Regions from separate parts of the Homo sapiens genome. Here region 2 is linked to region 1. The links are chromatin loops, found by intact Hi-C in ENCODE. Cell type or tissue: MCF 10A. All regions are shown on one strand. Links, peaks and the distances in the headings refer to the core of each region. The heading gives the core; the rest is flanking DNA.

What was found. A loop is a pair of places that touch in the nucleus more often than their neighbours do. Peaks named below come from ENCODE experiments on the same cell type or tissue, not always from the same donor. Only the 100,000 strongest peaks of a DNase experiment are listed, where the experiment ranks them.
Region 2: it touches region 1 in a loop (12-fold over the local background); 2 of 110 quality-filtered maps call a loop at or near these places.

The regions. Positions count from the first base shown.
Region 1 is chr7:148,502,542-148,505,466 of GRCh38, reverse strand. No RefSeq gene overlaps it. Among named protein-coding and RNA genes, the nearest start is that of C7orf33, 87 kb to the left of the region's middle. In MCF 10A, for the core only: a CTCF peak has its summit at 1,376 (motif pointing left); no DNase peak of the experiment used is centred there.
Region 2 is chr7:148,940,705-148,943,629 of GRCh38, reverse strand. It overlaps RNY5. Among named protein-coding and RNA genes, the nearest start is that of GHET1, 45 kb to the left of the region's middle. In MCF 10A, for the core only: a CTCF peak has its summit at 1,601 (motif pointing right); DNase peaks (open chromatin) are centred at 1,199, 1,609, 2,099 and 2,369.

The DNA of each region.
Region 1 (2,925 bases), core at 313-2,812:
GCAGTGAGCCGAGATTGTACCACTGCACTCCAGCCTGGGCAACAGAGCGAGACTCCGTCTCAAAAAAAAAAAAAAAAAAGACACACAGGTAATCATACTAACTACTACGGCTCACTGAATGTCTACTGTGGGCCAGATGTTGTGCTAAACTCTTTTAAAGTATGCTTATCTAAGTCTGCAGCAACTGTCTGAGGTAGTGCTATTCATTCATTCCTGGCACAGATATTTATACGTGCCTGCTGTATGCTGGCCCTGTCCTGGATGCTGGGCCACAGCAGTGAACCAGATGGAGGGTAAGCCCTCCCTCATGGCACTTGCATTTTTGTATGCTGAAATGTTCAATAAACAAACAAATGAATCAAAATTATGTCTGGTGGCATTAAGAGCTATTGAGAAAAACAAATCAGGGAAGGAAGAAAGATAAAATGTAGGAGTCATGGCTTGAAGACCGAGAGTGGTGAGAACTGTCTCTATTTCACAGACGAAGAGTCTGAGACTCTGAGAGGTGAAGTGACTTTCCCAAAGTGACACAGATGTAACAGCTATAAAGAATGATCTGACAACTGTTGAATGTGGGAGGTGCTTTAAAGTCATTATTCCCAACCATTACTGTAACTCTGCCAAGTGAATGATATATGCATATTATATATATTTTATACTTACATATATTTCAGCTTCACTGACGTATAATTGACGAATAACAATTTTATATATTCTAAAGTGTACAATGTGATGATTTGATAGATATTGTAAAATGATTACAATCAAATTAGCATATTTATCACCTCACGTAGTTACCATATATACATTTCATCAAATAGGTTATAAATATAGGCGAGGACCCTGCGGCTCAGAAAGGTGAAGTGACCTGGCCAAACCCAGGTGACTTGCCCAAACCCAGGTTTCCATGCACATGCCCCTTCTACCACCATAAACCAATGCCTGCCGGCTGCCGCCTCATGGCAAAAACCTGACCCGAGGATGAGCCGGGTGCTGTAGGTTCCCAGGTGGTCAATTTCTATGACAGAGCCTGTCAGTTGCAACTGTAGAAATATCAGAAGGCTCCCTCTCTCCTATCCAAAGAGATTGATAGTTAAGGCTCAGCTGGAAGCACAGAGATAACCTATTTCCTTTTCTCTATAAATCCTCCCAGTCTTACTAATTTTTATTGATTGTTAGGGTGTAAGGGTTGGGAGTAGATGGGGGTTATATTTTTATCCTTTTTATTCCCTAAGCAATCAGTTACTATCACAAACAATTTCTTGATTACATTTGATGCTAGTATTTGATTTTGAACCTATTTTTAAAAATGTTCTGTTGATGGTAATTTATTTGTTCAATATTTTGTCTGTGCCTCAAACTGTGAGAATGTGCCATCTAGTGGCTTAATGCTGACATTACTTTTTCCTTGTAATTCAATGTTTGGTAGCGGAATTTCAGAATGTTTCTCTTTATTTAGAAACAATATTGTCAATCGGAGTTGTACAAAGAAGTAAACCTTTGATATTAAAAAATACAGTTTTGAACAGGAATTCTACATGCACAGGAAACTAGGTTGTAGAATTAACAATTGAAGAATAAATTTCCAGGTGTTATTGAGCCTCTACTGATGAAATTGCCCATGCTTTTCTGAAAATATTTACATAATGTGTGAGATTAAATGGAACAGAGAGATTAAATGGAAGAGTGAGATTAAATGGAACAGAGAGGAAGGTTGTCTTCATGTGCTGGTGGTCACAGGTCTTCGTGTGATACAGTGGGTTCCAGAGCTAGACCACCTGGACTTGGCCTTGGGCAGGTTATTAAAATCTCCGTGCCTCAGTTTCCTCATTTGTCACGGAAGTCTTGTGAGGATAAAGTGAGACAACAGAAGCAAAGTGTTCATTTTAGCACAAAGCCTGACACACCTCAAATGCCAGTATAGGTTTCCTCTTAGGATTCTGTCCCCATATAGTGCCTACTGTTTTCTCTGTCTATTGTCTCTGATGCTAATTCTATGTTCTATAGTGACGTCAACTATGAGGCCTCGGCTCTTGAAGGGCCCCGTGGAGGTGCTGGGCCTGGGTGCTGTCCGCTGGCTCACGTAGGCAGGTCTATTGCTCCACTGAAGGTGCTCCTGGCATCTAGAATATTGGGAGTCAGAATACTGGGAGTACGTCGTAGCATCTGATATAGCCAGAGCCTGTGATGGGTTACAGCCTCCAAGGTAGATATGTTGAACTCTGACCAACATTTCTGTGTCACATTCTGTCATATTGGGCCTAAGTGGTGCTACTTTATGTTTCTACTGTCTTGCTAATGAGCTACCAGAACCTGGAAAAGGCAAGGAGGATCTTCCCCAAGAAGCTTTGAAAGGAGCATGGCTCTGCCAACACCTTGATTTCAGACCTCTGGCCTCCTGAACTCTGAGAGAACAAATTTCTGTTGTTTTAAGCCACCCAGTTTGTGCTAATTTGTTACGACAGTGCTAGGAAATTGATACAGGAGGTTACTAGGGTTAAACAAATTACTTTGTAGAGGGTCCTTAAAACTGTTCTTTGCACAAATTAGAAACAGGCATATGTCAGCTGTTACTTCTTTGGGGGCAATGTAGCATAGCGGGTAACTGCATGGGCAGTTGTCACTGACAGACCAGGCTCTGCTGGAGCCTGCGGAGACCTGGCTCTGTAACTTACCAGTTGTGTGACTTTGGGGGAAGTTCTGCAACTTCTGAAGGTCACGGTTTCCTTAAGAATAAAACAGGGTAATAATAGTTGCTGTCTCCTAGGTTAATTGTAAAGATAGAGATAAAAAATGCAAGCACTTCACACACACTTGGCATTAGAATGTGAGCCCCTGATGTGGTTGGGTCAAGCACGTGCAACTGGCCTGTCCCCTTTCAGGATGGCTCACTCCCTGAGGCCACCTGGGTTCCTTATGTAATAA
Region 2 (2,925 bases), core at 176-2,675, 440 kb before region 1:
GGGTAATTTTTGTATTTTTAGTAGAGACGGGGTTTCGCTATGTTGGCCGGGCTGGTCTAGAACTCCTGACCTCATGATCCGCCCACCTTGGCCTTCCAAAGTGCTGGGATTACAGGCTTGAGCCACCGCACCCGGCCGAATTTTTGTATTTTTAGTAGATACCAGGGTTTTACCACGTTGGCCAGGCTGGTCTCAAACTTCTGACCTCAAGTGATCCGCCCACCTCAGCATCCCAAAGTGCTGGGATTACAGGTATGAGCCACCGCACTCAGTGATATATATTTTTTCATAAAAAATTATTTCACTCTAAAACCTGATCTTACTCATTGTCACTCTTGGGTTTGAGTCATAGGTTGAAATTATATATACAAAAGCTAAGTTCTGGTCCATTTCCTTCACGGTGGACCTCATTTCTAATTATTTGTCACCTGAAGTGGATATTGAAGTGCCTATCACATTTAGCACATTGAACAAGATTCTGGGCCGGGCGCGGTGGCTCACGCCTGTAATCCCAGCACTTTGGGAGGCCGAGGCGGGTGGATCATGAGGTCAGGAGATCGAGACCATCCTGGCTAACAAGGTGAAACCCCGTCTCTACTAAAAATACAAAAAATTAGCCGGGTGCGGTGGTGGGCGCCTGTAGTCCCAGCTACTCGGGAGGCTGAGGCAGGAGAATGGCGTGAACCCGGGAAGCGGAGCTTGCAGTGAGCCGAGATTGCGCCACTGCAGTCCGCAGTCCGGCCTGGGCGACAGAGCGAGACTCCGTCTCAAAAAAAAAAAAAAAAAAAAGAGATTCTGGTATTCTAACTTTGTAGACTACCAGCCATTCTAGAATTTGGGGGCTTTGTATGTCAAGGCTTTTACATTCAGGACTCAGGTATTAATAGTTTAAGAAGGCTGACAGACACAAAGTGCCCGTTTTCAGCAAGCTCTCAGCAGCTTGTGAATGCTCCTCAGGCCCTTATTAACAAATGATGCCCTTTTCTTCTGTCGAGATTTAGTAATGATAGGGCCCTTTTGCCAATTTTTTCAAGGGCATTTTTTTGGAGCAAATTTACAATAGAGGGTGCATATTTTTCAATAGTGCAGCCAAGTTTATTTGCTAATGAAGAAAGCCAGTGTGTTGGACTTTTTTGATTGAATCTGAGTGTCAACTCTAAGCAACTGCTGGCTGACAACTGCAGACGGAAAGGCTGGATGAATGCCAGCGAGGAAGCCTTGCCAGGGAGGTGAAACCGATGAACACCTCCATTCTTAGCTGGTTATAAATTGGATATTGATCCGAATCTGTGAACCTATATATTCTTAAATTTTTTTTTCTTATAGCTTTCAGATTGTAAAACCTATATATTTTATATGTGAAACAAACGAACAAACTTATGCAAAAAATGTACATTATCTGCTCACTCACACCTACACAATTATTGAATTTATAGCAACAAACTGTTTATAACTTTTTTATTTTTCATTTTTGAGACAGGGGTTTCGCCATGCTGCCCAAGCTGGTCTCAAACTCCTGAACTCAAGCGATCCCCTCCCACTCCCACCTCGCCCTCCCAAAGTACTGGGATTACAGGCGTGAGCCACCAGGAGGTGGAGGTTTCAGTGAGCCGAAACCGCGCCATTGCACTCCAGCCTGGCGACAAAGCAAGACTCTGTCTCGGGGTGGTGGGGGGGAAAGTATACATACATATATGTATGTGTGTGTATATGTGTATGTATGCGTGTATATATATATATATATTTTCACATATATAGAAAAGTAACCTTGATTATAAGGTTTATTAAAAACCGAATACAATATTTAATACATTCAAAGGTAATTAAAACAAAATTATTCCTTTCGTGTAAATTTTCTTCTCAGGCATTTTGAAGGTTAATACTTCAACGCTGCTGGGAAGTTAATCTTACTAAAAGAAGCTTATAACCAATAGGCTTCCTTGAAAGTTTTTCAAATCAACTAAAAGCTACTCTTTCGTTCAAACCGTCAACTAAAGGTTACTTTTATATGCGTTTTTATTGATTTATGTAAACGTTGTCTACTACTGTTATTAGTGCAAAACAGCAAGCTAGTCAAGCGCGGTTGTGGGGGGAGACAATGTTAAATCAACTTAACAATAACCCACAACACTCGGACCAACTGTGTTATCCTGTGAGTCTCTTGTTATTTATAGTGCCTACTTAGGGTCTTTTCTAGGTAAGGAGACTTTTCAGAGCCTATGCCATGATCGTAAAAATAAAATGTGTAAAACTTTTTGATTAAACACAATGAAAACAAAACCAAATGCTCTCTCTTAAGAGAGTTTGTAAGAATTATGTTAATCAACCAAGGTTTTTCTGCATTTCACTTTTACAAATGCATTGTGGGTAGCGCCTAGCTAAATATGAAAGTAAACCCGGCGCGTGGTTCGCAGCCACGCGGGCTCCGGGCAATTGCGCTTTAGTCTGGGTGGACAGCTTCGCCGGAGCTGAGAGCCCGCGACCTGCCGGACCAGGGCTGGGCCGCGGGTCAATGATCCAGGAAATCCCGTCACTCGCGTGCCTGTGGCTGAAGCGCGGCAGCTTGTCTTGTCCGTTTCGTGTCAGTTTCAGGGCTGAGTGGCAGCGTCTGGACTTTGCGGACGCCGAGGGCTCAGATGCTGGGCTCTGGGGAGGGAGAGGGCGCCGGCCGGCCTGTCCCTCTCCGGGGATTTGCAGGTACCACCTGTCGGCTTTGTTTCATCATCAGGAGCCCCTTTGCCCAGAAATCCCGATCGTCTACACCCAGGTCTCTACTGATCAGAGATTGAGAGTGAGTCAACAGGAGTCCAACACGTGACCCCCATAAGTCTACCCTCTTTTCCCCCAATACTTGTAGATACCACCCAGTAACACCCGTGTGTGCTAAAAATCCTATTCTGGGAGTTCTTCGGCAGTTTAAATCGC